2 separate regions of the Homo sapiens genome follow, and region 2 is linked to region 1. Evidence: read pairs that join two places in POLR2A ChIA-PET (ENCODE). Cell type or tissue: CD4-positive, alpha-beta T cell. All regions are shown on one strand. Each heading gives the region's core, and the rest is flanking DNA. Links, peaks and the distances in the headings are about the cores only.

Region 1 (5,361 bases), core at 56-5,055:
CGGGGGAGGTCACAGAATTCTCGCTCGATCTGCGGATCCGTAGTGTAGCACCATGGCCGCTCGGAGCCGTCAGGATTCCGGCAATAGTTGTCGTCCAGACCTTGGTCGAGGAACCTGGGGGCGGTAATGGGGCGTGAAGAAGACCCTGGGACTCTGGCTTATCTGGCCCCGCCCAGTTGCCCTACACGGAGCCCTGCCCCTGGAGTCCTGGACCTTCCCTAGCCCGGCCCCCAGGGCGCCGATACCGCCTACGCGTACTTGCCCGGCTCGAAGGGGTGCTGGTGCGGGTGCTGAAGATCCCAGCGCTGGCACTCGCGCCCTGACTCGGTGCGGTCTACCGCGCCGCGGTATTCCTCGCCATTGCACCAGACACACGCGGCTGGAGACAAAGAGCCAGTGGGTTCGTGGATGGGCGTGGGCTTGTCCCTCCACTCTCCCAGCTTGACCCGGCGCCGCTTACCCACCCGGCAGGATTTGATGCCGCAGCTCTGGAAGCGCACGGCAGGGTCTGTTGTGTGGCACCAAGGACCTCCGGGGTCGCCATCAGGGTTACGGCAGAAGTTCTCTTCCAGGCCATTCCGGAGCGTGGGCATGTACCTGAGGGCCCAGAGCATCACTATAGTGTGTGCTGGGGGAAGGTCCCAGGCCGGGACGGAGGGAAGGTGTTTGTCCCACTGGTGATCGTTCGGGAACTTGTGGCTCCAAGCCTGGCAGGACAGGCCACCCACGGTCGTGGCCATGGTGCCCCGGTACCCAACCCCATTGTTCATGATGCAGGTCCGTATGTAGTCTGGGAGCAAGAGACAGAAGATCAACTTGGGCTGAGGTCCCCTGTCTCCCACCCTGCCCCTCTCCACCCCCACTCGCCTTTCTCCTGGAAGAGGTCACAGCGCCCAGAATGCCGCAGCCTCGTGTGGGGTGAGTGTTGAGTCCATGGCAGCAGTTGGCAACCATGGCTGCTCACATTGTAGTGGAACGCCCTGGAGAGAAGAAGGCACAAGGTAACGCCACGGCCCAGGCTCCCCTGCCCCCAGTCTTATCTATGCCCAGTGGCCACTCACCGGCAGTCCATTAAGGGCCCACAGCGACCAGCACACTCTTCAGCATCTGCCACATCCTCCTGCCAAGGCCCGGGCACCACCGCTTGTAGCGGCGCTGTAGCTCTGTGCCCCGGAGCACCTAGAAGTCATTCAATGGCGAGCGCTGCCCTGCAGAGTGGGTGCAGGTCAGGTGGGCATACATGTCAGTAATGTGTATTGGCATGTCCACAGTTTGTTCATTCAGGGGATCAAAGCTACAAGGCTTCTGGGATGGACCCTGTATGCACTTTCAAGGGCCAGTCTAGCCCCCCTGCACAGATACTTGTCAAAAAATTTCCCCTGGGAAGCAGGCCCAGACTTGGTAGTTATCACCGGTGCCTCTGTGTAGTGGCCCAGGCACCGGGCTCAGATCTAACACACACGCTCTGTGAGAGCAGTGGGTGATGGAGCTTGCCCCATCTCATCTCTCAAATGAGAATGCTAAGGCTCAGAGCCATCACATTACCCAGCCAGGGGCCCTGGCTAGGCATTCAGACTCCAAAGCTGGGCTCTCACCTGCACAAAGGCATACGCTAGGTTAGAGGGGTAGATCAGGCTCAGGAGGGGTCACTGCCTGCTGTGTGCGTGCATCTGTGTGGTCCTAACACTGCTTCAGTGCTAGAGCAGACGTGCTAATAGAGGCCTAAGTGGGCCATGTCTATGTGTTCCTAGGGCTTCCCAGCTGTGCTCAAGAGGCCAAGGTCACTGCCCCATGCCCACTGAGCCTCTGGCTCCCTGACTTTTTTCTCATCCCAGAATAGGAGAATGGGGCCAAGCCCCTCCTGAAGGCAGATGGGGATCAAGGTTGGGGGCACTCACCAGGGACCCCTAAGCATTGAGTCAGAAGCAGCAGGAGTGGGAGCCACCCCATCCTTCTGGCTGGAGGCTGCACTGTGACCCACCACAGCCCCATCCGGGAAGTTGTGAAACCTGTCCCTACGGGATTGGGTGGCTCTGGCTCCGCACGTCAGCTCAGGGCCTGCTGGACCCTGACCTGAGACCTGGTGACAGGAGCCATGAGGGGCCAGGCCTCAGGTCCCACAGGTCAGTTGCAAGGGCCTAGCACAGCTAGCCCCCTGAGAGGCCTCCCTACTTAGTGGTCAGGTGTTAGGAAGGTTTGGTGGGGCCACTTGAGGTGCCCTGGGGTTGGGGTGAAACCCCTCTGCAGCCTAGTCAGCCCAAGGGCATTGTGAAAGTGACAGCTGCCAGAGGTCTGGGTTCCAGCCCCTGGCTGACATTAAACTTTTCTGAATTTCGGTTTTTCCCTGTAAATTGGGGAAAATTACTTGCCCCAGCTTCAACACTGCCTCCCCTCCACCCTTTTGCTGCTGCCTTATCAGGCCCCAGCTGTAGGCAGGTCAGCCCACGCCCGGCGGCAGAGCCCAGAGAGGCTCGCTCATCTCAGCCGCCAGAAGTGTCATCCCAGGGAAGGTGAGCGAAGCTGTCCACTAGGACTAAATAGGGGTGGAGGTAACAGGTAGCAGGGACTCTGGCAGGAACCGCCTTTCAGACGTTTTCAGGACCGTCTGAGCGGGGCCTCCAAGTATGGGTAGGAGACAGGCGGCCTAGGGATTCCGGTTAGCACGTCGCGTTCTGCCGCAGCAGGGCTGGGAGCATCCCCGGGGCAGGCGGAGGTCGGAGGTGGTGAGGCCTTTCGGCGAAGCTGAGGCCTGGAACAACCCGGTGGGAAGCCACGGAGGGGGTCCCCTAGCGGAGGCTGGGCGCGGGCCGGTGCGCGTGCGCGGCTGGAGGCTCAGCGCGCGAGCGTGCGCGTGATTTGGCCCTGAACGGACGCCGTAGCCGAGAGGTTGGGCGGATGTTGTGAACCGGGTCGCGGCGGCCGAGGCTCGGGGTGAGTGAGGGGCGGCAGGGCTCTGAGCCTGGCGGGTTCCGGCTATTCCCTTCGCGGTCCAGTTTAGTCCACTGCGAGGGCACCTGCAGCGCCGGGATCTGAGTGCGAAACTCCGAGCGGAAGCTGGTCTGGCAGGTCCTCTGGAGCTTGGGGCCAGGCGGGGGCGACTTGGGGGAGCCATCCTTGGGCTCCCAGACGGAGTAGGTTCAGTTCTGAGCCCGGATACCCCGGCGAGGTTGGACGGGATAGCCGTGACAGGGAGTCCCCGGGCGGGGACAAGGTCCGCCTCTCACCTGGGTCCTCAGCAACTGACACCCGGAGTGGGTGTCTGGAAGGTCTGCTCATCAAATGAATGACTGCATTTAATCAGATCTTCAACTACTGTGGTAGTGAAGGGGCACCGATCATGGAGGCCCACCGAGGGCCCGAGGTCGGGAAAATCACCTTCCCGAGGAGCAGGCGTGGTGCAGACCCACAGGGGTTTGTGGCGGGAGTAGAGGGTCTGTTTGGGGCGAGATAAGAGACTGAACGGCAGAGTAGGGAGTGCTGGCTAAGGCAGTGCTGCAGAGCGAAACTCTAGACCTGCGCTGTCTAATAGAACTTTATATGATGGTGGGAATGTTCTACCTTTGTGCTGTCCAATAGAGTAACCGTTAGCCACATGTGGTCATTGAACTCTTGAAATGTGGCTGAGGCAACTGAGAAATCGAATTGTTAATTTTTAAAACTTTAAATTTAAGTAACCTCACGTGGATGACGGCTGCTGTGTTGGACAGCACAGCTACACATCAGTGAGGCCAGCACCAGGGACTCAGTGCAGGTTTTGGAGCAGCTGCAGCAGCAACATGATGTGAGGGATAGATGCACTAGGAGGACCAATGGAGTTTGCCATGAGGGCTGGGCAAGGGTGGTGCTTGGATGAGGTGGGAGGCCACATGTGTGAGTGGGAACAGTGAAACTATCAGGACCATGGATAAAAGAAGGGAGGAACCCAGGGCTGAGGAAAGAGGCTCCAGCCTTGTGGGGAGTAAGTGGGACTTATGGCTAGAGATGACCAGACCAGTGGTGGTCTGCACTTGGGGGAATGTGTAGGATTGTCGCTTCTGGTTGTGAGCTGGACTCAGTATGGCTTACAACCGAGATGAATACAGGGGCTCTGCCCCTAGGACACCTCACTTTGGACATTTTGGTCTGATTTCCACAGAGCTGAGACATTTTGTTATGGTTTGGCAAAAATATATCTGGTACCTGCTCTCTGCCCAGCCCTGTGCTGGGCACAGGGACACTGGAGAACAAGAAGTGGTCCCTGTTACATGGGCCTAGACCCTGGCTACCCTGCCTGTGTAGGAAGCTGGGAGCCCCTGCATTCCCCTGTCCTATGTGTTAGTGTGCATGCCCCTGGCCTCACCTGCTCCCAAGACTTCCTGCCATGGCAGGACTGAGGTCAGGTGTGGGGGCCCCTGGCTGGCCCTGAGTAGACAGGCTCTGTGTCTGCCTCAGCCTCCAGGACCACTGGCTGCCCATGAGAGACGAAGGATGGCATCCAAGGGGGCCGGCGTGTCTTTCTCCCGCAAGAGCTGTAGGCTGACCTCAGATGCTGAGAAATCCAGGGTCACAGGTAAGGGCTGGCAGAGAAGGAAGGAGGCTCCTCTTGTTGGGAGGAGAAGGAAGGGACAAAGGCCTCAGGCCTTGCTGCACCTGTGGCTGGCCTAGGACCAGAAGTCTCTGGGGCCAGCAGGGGCCAGGAGCTGCACTCATCGTGTGGCCCTTTTCTCCCTTCTGACTTGTGGCTCAGGCATTGTGCAGGAGAAGCTGCTGAATGACTACCTGAACCGCATCTTTCCTCTTCTGACCATGCACCCCCAGCAGCCACCGGCAGGTATGGCTGGGTGGGCGGCCCCTCCTCACTCTGCTGGGCCAGAGCAGAATAAGGAGGCTGCAGTTGTAGGGAAAGGGAGCCTGGGCTCTGGACAGATAGGCTTAGGCTCTGTTCTCACTGTGCTCCTGGCTGCGAGATCTCTGGCCAGAGAGTCTGCCTTCCGTACGCTGCTTCTTCCTGTCTCCAGGCAGTGCTAGTTCCTTGTGAGAGTCAGGGAGCAGAGGTCAGGGAGCGGGTGCACATTCATGCCCAGCTAGCACCTGGCACCTACTCCACACCCAGCATCTGCCCCTGCATGTACCTGCCCTCACCTTGGCCCCAGCCTGGCCCCTTGTAGCTTCTGACTGACCTTGTAAAGAACAAACTCCTCCAGGGCCTTTTCTTTACAAGTTTAATACTTTTGAGTGTAGTCAGTGTAAAAGTTACAAGTACATTTTAGCAGAAACTTAGAGGGCCAGGCACAGTGGTTCACACCTGTAATCGCAGCACTTTGGGAGGCCAAGGTGGGTAGATTGCTTGAGTCCAGGAGTTCAAGACCAGCCTGAGCAACA
Region 2 (5,361 bases), core at 204-5,203, 62 kb before region 1:
GAATTCTGATTCTGGCAGGTCCCCTGCTAGGTGCCTTACCGGTGTAATCTCAGTTGATGGTCACAGTAATAGTTGATGGCCGGGCGCAGTGGCTCACACCTGTAATCCCAGCACTTTGGGAGGCCGAGACAGGCGGATCACTTGAGCTCAGGAGTTTGAGACCAGCCTGGCCAAGATGGCAAAACTGGGTTTCTGCTAAAAATACGAAAATTAGCCAGGCGTGGTGGCACATGCCTGTAGTCCCAGCTGTTTGGGAGGCTCAGGCAGGAGAATGGCTTGAACCCAGGAGGCAGAGGGTGCAGTGAGCTGAGATTGCGCCATTGCATTCCAGCCTGGATGACAGAGAAAGACTCCGTCTCAAAAATAAAAATAAAAAAAGAAGAACCTGCTTGCCAGTGCCGTAGCCCAGAGCTAGCACAGCAGAAGCATTCAGTACATAGTGGACATCCCGAGGGCTGCCAGATTAACAAAAACAGCAACAACAAAACCCGGGATGTTTGACTAGCTTTGAATCTCAGATAAAAAAGTTGTATTTTAGTATAAGTATGTCCCATGCAATATTTGGGATATAGAATACTAAAGCATTATCCGTTCATCCGAAATTCCGGTTGAACTGTGTGAACTGCATTTTGTCTGGCAACCCTTACCACCCTGCCCGCTGGGAACTCAGTCTTCTGGGGGAGGCAAAGGTCAAAATCAGTTATGGTCAACCAAGCATGACAGGTCATGCTCATAGTGGCCCTGGGCAGTGTGGGGCGGAGGCCAGCAAGGGGGAAATAAATCAGGGTGGCCCTCATGGAGGAGGGATGGGTACTGAGTCTTCAAGAGGGAGGAGGATGGAAGGACATTCCAGATGGAGGGGGCACACGATGAAAGGGATAGAGGTCAGACACAGCAGTTGTGGGGACTCATGGTGACAGTGGGCGAGAGGGGAGGAAAGGCCAGCTCACCACATCTTTGTAGACCTCGGTTAAAAAGTGGGACTGAGGCTGGGCGCGGTGGCTCTGTAATCCCAGCACTTTGGGAGGCCGAGGCGGGCGGATCACAAGGTCAGAAGTTCGAGACCAGCCTGGTCAACATGGTGAAACCCCGTCTCTACTAAAAATACAAAAGATTAGCGGGGCGTGGTGGCGCATGCCTGTAATCCCAGCTACTCAGGAGGCTGAAGCAGAAGAATCGCTTGAACCCGGGAGGCAGAGATTGCAGTGAGCCAAGATCCAGCCACTGCACTCCAGCCTGGGCGACAGAGCTAGACTTCTTCTCAAAAAAAAAAAAAAAAAAAAAAAAGTGGGACTGAGGGCAGGGCAGTGCTGGGTGGGACGCCCTCAGGGGCCTCTGAGGGAGGGTGGCTCAGGACTCAGTCCAGGCGGAGCCCCCCGGGCGGCAGCGGGCCGGTGACAGGGCCCTCTCCCGCCCACTCTCCCTGCCGTCCAGGGCTCCCCGGGAGGGGAGGGGGGCGGGTAAGGAGGCCTCGGAGGGGGTGAGGCGCTGAAAGCCCACGGTGGGCGCTGTGTCTCCGCAGGGGAGTGAATGCCCAAACCAAGAACGGTGCCACGCCCCTGTACCTGGCGTGCCAGGAGGGCCACCTGGAGGTGACGCAGTACCTGGTGCAGGAATGCGGCGCGGACCCGCACGCGCGCGCCCACGACGGCATGACCCCACTGCACGCCGCGGCGCAGATGGGCCACAGCCCGGTCATCGTGTGGTTGGTGAGCTCCGGGCCCGGGCGGTGCGGAGGGGAGACGGGGCGGAGCCGGCAGGGCGGGGAGTGGAGGGAGCGGGGCCATCAGGAGTGGGGCGGAGGACCGTGGGCGGGGCCTGCAGGGGCCTGGCCCCCATCCCCCGGCCCTCTCTCCCCGCCCCTCCCGCCCAGGTGAGCTGCACCGACGTGAGCCTGTCGGAGCAGGACAAAGACGGCGCCACCGCCACGCACTTCGCGGCGAGCCGCGGCCACAGCAAGGTGCTCAGCTGGCTGCTGCTGCACGGCGGGGAGATCTCGGCTGACCTGTGGGGCGGGACCGCGCTGTACGACGCCGCCGAGAACGGGGAGCTAGAGGTCAGCGCGGGCCCGGGGTGGGGGCGCGCGCCCTCTGCTGGCACCGCGCTCTCCGCACGGCCCTGCCCGGGCGCGGGGGTCCCAGCTCGTGGCCGCGGCCGGGTCCTCACTGCGTGCCCCCACAGTGCTGCCAGATCCTGGTAGTGAACGGCGCGGAGCTGGAAGTCCGCGACCGCGACGGGTACGCGGCCGCTGACCTGTCGGACTTCAACGGCCACAGCCACTGCACCCACTGCCTGCGCACGGTGGAGAACCTGGTACGATCCCTGCGCTGCTCCTGTTGCATTCTCTCTTCTCGCCCCTCCACCCCAGTGGTGGGTGTCGTCACCCCTTTTACCAAGGAGGAAGCTGAGGTTCAGAGACGTGAAGCCCGCTACCCCACACGACCTGTCAGCCCAGAACCACTGCCTGCTGGGGACTGAGGGAGTAGAGGCACAAAGGTTAACGGAAAGAGGACAGGGAAGAACAGGGTCACCCCAAGGGGTAAGGCTGGAGAAATCACAAGACAGGCCCCATTGGGAACAGGCAGGCTCATTCACCTACCCATAGACATTAGCTTGGGTATAACTCACAGCCACCCTCTGCAGAAGAGAGTGTAAGTGTCCCGTTCCACATATGGGTAAAGGGAGTCTGCGGGGCACCAGGATCGCATCACCAGTAAGTGGTAGAGTGGAGAACCTACCTTGATGGCCTGACCAGGAGCCACCTCTCTGCCCCTGCACCATATATTAGCTGACTTCATGGCTGGGTCATAACTGGAAACCCATGCTACTCTTTTTAAATTATGTTTTTATGGTGAGACAGCCACGAAGTGACCTACTGGGACTTGAACTCAGCTGTGGATGTCTCCAAGTGAGGGCTCTGCACCATCTGGTACAATGCCTGCTTTGAGGCAATAGGCAGGGAAGAGAGTGGGCCTCACAGCCAACCCCAAAAGGATGCGGACCAACTCCATGGGGCAGCCTGGCCATGGAGTGGCTGTGAAATGAGGCCCGGAGGGAAGAAGGCAGATGGTCTGTGCCCTGAGCACCGTCTGTCCATCTGTCGTCCCTGCCAGCACAGGGGGATGGTCCTGGCTCTGGGGGCTGCAGAACACAGCAAGGCCCAGAGGCCAGAGGCTGCAGGTGGGCCTGAGGGTGAACTTCCCCCCGAGAAAGAGTCTCTGGAAGAGAATGAATGGCCCAGCAGGTAGTCAGCACTCTGTCACTAGGGTATATAAGCCGGGATGGACACAGGGAAGGACATTTCTGCATCAGTGGTGGGTCCCCATCAGTTAAGAGAGCCTGTGACTCTGTCGAGGGACCATGGGGGGTGGCACCAGAGCCCAGGGCACCTGAGGGCCTGTCTGGATGCAGCTGCTAGTGGTCATAGGACAGCAAACACTATTCATTGGATTCTGACTTAGGCAGGTACCCTGCCGAGTGCCTTAAAGGTGTAATCTCAGTTACTCTTCACAGTACATTAAAAAAATAGTTGGCTGGGTGCAGTGGCTCAGGCCAGGCGCGGTGGCTCATGCCTGTAATCCCAGCACTTTGGGAGGCCGAGGCGGGCAGATCACGAGGTCAGTAGATCAAGACCATCCTGGCCAACATGGTGAAACCCCGTATCTACTAAAACTACAAAAAAAAAAAAAAATTAGTCAGGTGTGGTAGCACACGCCTGTAGTCCCAGCTACTCGGGAGGCTGAGGCAGGAGAATCGCTTGAACCCAGGAGGCGGAGGTTGCAGTAAGCCAAGACCGCGCCACTGCACTCCAGCCTGGTGACAGAGCAAGACTCCGTCTAAAAATAAAATAAAATAAAATAAAAAAGTTGACAGGCCGGGTGTGGTGGCTCATGCCTGCACTTTGAGAAGCTGAGGCGGGTGGATCACCTGAAGTCAGGGTTCGAGACCAGCCTGGTCAACATGATGAAACCCCATCTCTACTAAATATACAAAAATTAGCTGGGTGTGGTGGCGGGTGCCTTTAATTCCAACTACTTGGGAGGCTGAGGCAGGAGAATTGCTTGAACTCAGGAGGTGGAGGTTGCACTGAGCCAAGACCGCGCCACTGTACTCCAGCCTGGGCAACAAGAACAAAACTCCGTCTAAAAAAAAAAAAAAAAAAATTTGACAGTATGGCATTTACTGGGCGCCATGTCCTGGAGCTCAGCAGAGCAAGTAGTGCTGTTACCCCCATTTGCAGATAAAGAAACATAGGCACAAAAAGCACAGGTGACTCGCCTGAAATAGCTAGTAAGTCGGGGAGGGAAAGTTTGAAGCCACAGTCCCAGACTGCAGAGCTGGGTGGCTCAGGCCAGGCGCAGTACACCTGCTGTGGCCCAGCCTCTTATCTGCTGCCTACAGGGGTCAGGGCTTGGTGCCCTCAGCACCCACTGCTGTTGCCCAGGTAAAGAGCACCTTTGGGTGCTGCCCATGCCACCTCCTATGGCTCCCCTGACTCCTGCGGTAGGTAACAGGGCCTGGTCCCCTGGAATGGGTGGGGTGTGTGTGCCCTGGTCCCCTCACTCAAGCAGGCCCAGCTGAGGCAGGGACAGACCCAAGCCACAGAAGACGCTGGCCCAGAAAAGGCAAACACTCCAGCAGAGCCCCTAATTACGGGGCCAATGAGCGCGGCCGCTGAGCCGTTACCTGGTGCCAGGCCTGCCTCTCTCTCCCAGGGTGCCTGTGACACTTCTTAGGTAGGGAGGGGGCACGGGGCAAGGAGGAGCAGGCCTGGGCAGGAGGCAGCGGAGCAAGCGGGCTTGCCGGCAGCAGGGGCAGCATGGGCAATGTAAGCAGGGCCCCTACCACAGCCCCCTCTGCACCGGGAGGGGACAGGCCTGTGGTCAGACGCACAGACCGGGCAGGGCGGGGGAATGGCAGGCCTGGCAGCCTGAGCTCTGGCTGCCCATCACTGCTCAGCTGGCCATCCAGGCCCTACCCTTACCCCAAGGGCCCCATCAGGAGACAGGCCGGGCTGGTGTTGGGAGTCTGCTCCAGGTCCCAGGTCTGGCAAGGAGAGCTGGCTTGCCAGCCAGGTCACTAGGGATGGGCCTGTGCTGTGCCCTTCCCCATGGAGCCTGTGCCGATCTGTGAGGGAGAAGGCCGATCTCCTGGCAGTTCTCCCCCTGGGGTGCAGCTCAAGGCCCCCTCCTCGTCGATCTCTCCACCCTCCTAATCAGGGAGGAGCCAGGGGAGGGAGTTTCCCAGGAACCTGGGTCCTCTGCCTGGCGGGGCTGGGCTTGAATCTTAACCCGGAGGAACCTGAAAGACCCTCTAGCGATGGGGAAGAGACCCCAGAGAGGGGTGTGGCTTGGCCAAGAT

The links. Peaks named below come from ENCODE experiments on the same cell type or tissue, not always from the same donor. Only the 100,000 strongest peaks of a DNase experiment are listed, where the experiment ranks them.
Region 2: POLR2A ChIA-PET joins it to region 1 with 5 read pairs; 5 of 35 experiments call an interaction of 5 or more read pairs at or near these places.

The regions. Positions count from the first base shown.
Region 1 is chr1:16,642,216-16,647,576 of GRCh38, reverse strand. It overlaps the pseudogene CROCCP2 and the pseudogene MST1P2. Among named protein-coding and RNA genes, the nearest start is that of RNU1-3, 22 kb to the left of the region's middle. RefSeq lists enhancers at 282-901, 1,613-2,402, 2,663-2,762, 2,853-2,972, 2,403-3,193. In CD4-positive, alpha-beta T cell, for the core only: CTCF peaks have their summits at 2,567 and 2,766; DNase peaks (open chromatin) are centred at 2,126, 2,836, 3,686 and 4,406; H3K4me3 peaks cover 2,336 bases; H3K27ac peaks cover 1,650 bases.
Region 2 is chr1:16,704,240-16,709,600 of GRCh38, reverse strand. LOC124903858 (a long non-coding RNA gene) reads right to left here. Exons shown (of 3, transcript XR_007065500.1): 3 at 4,146-5,361. It also overlaps the pseudogene ESPNP. Among named protein-coding and RNA genes, the nearest start is that of TRG-CCC5-1, 20 kb to the left of the region's middle. RefSeq lists enhancers at 930-1,468, 1,469-2,008. In CD4-positive, alpha-beta T cell, for the core only: a CTCF peak has its summit at 2,038; no DNase peak of the experiment used is centred there.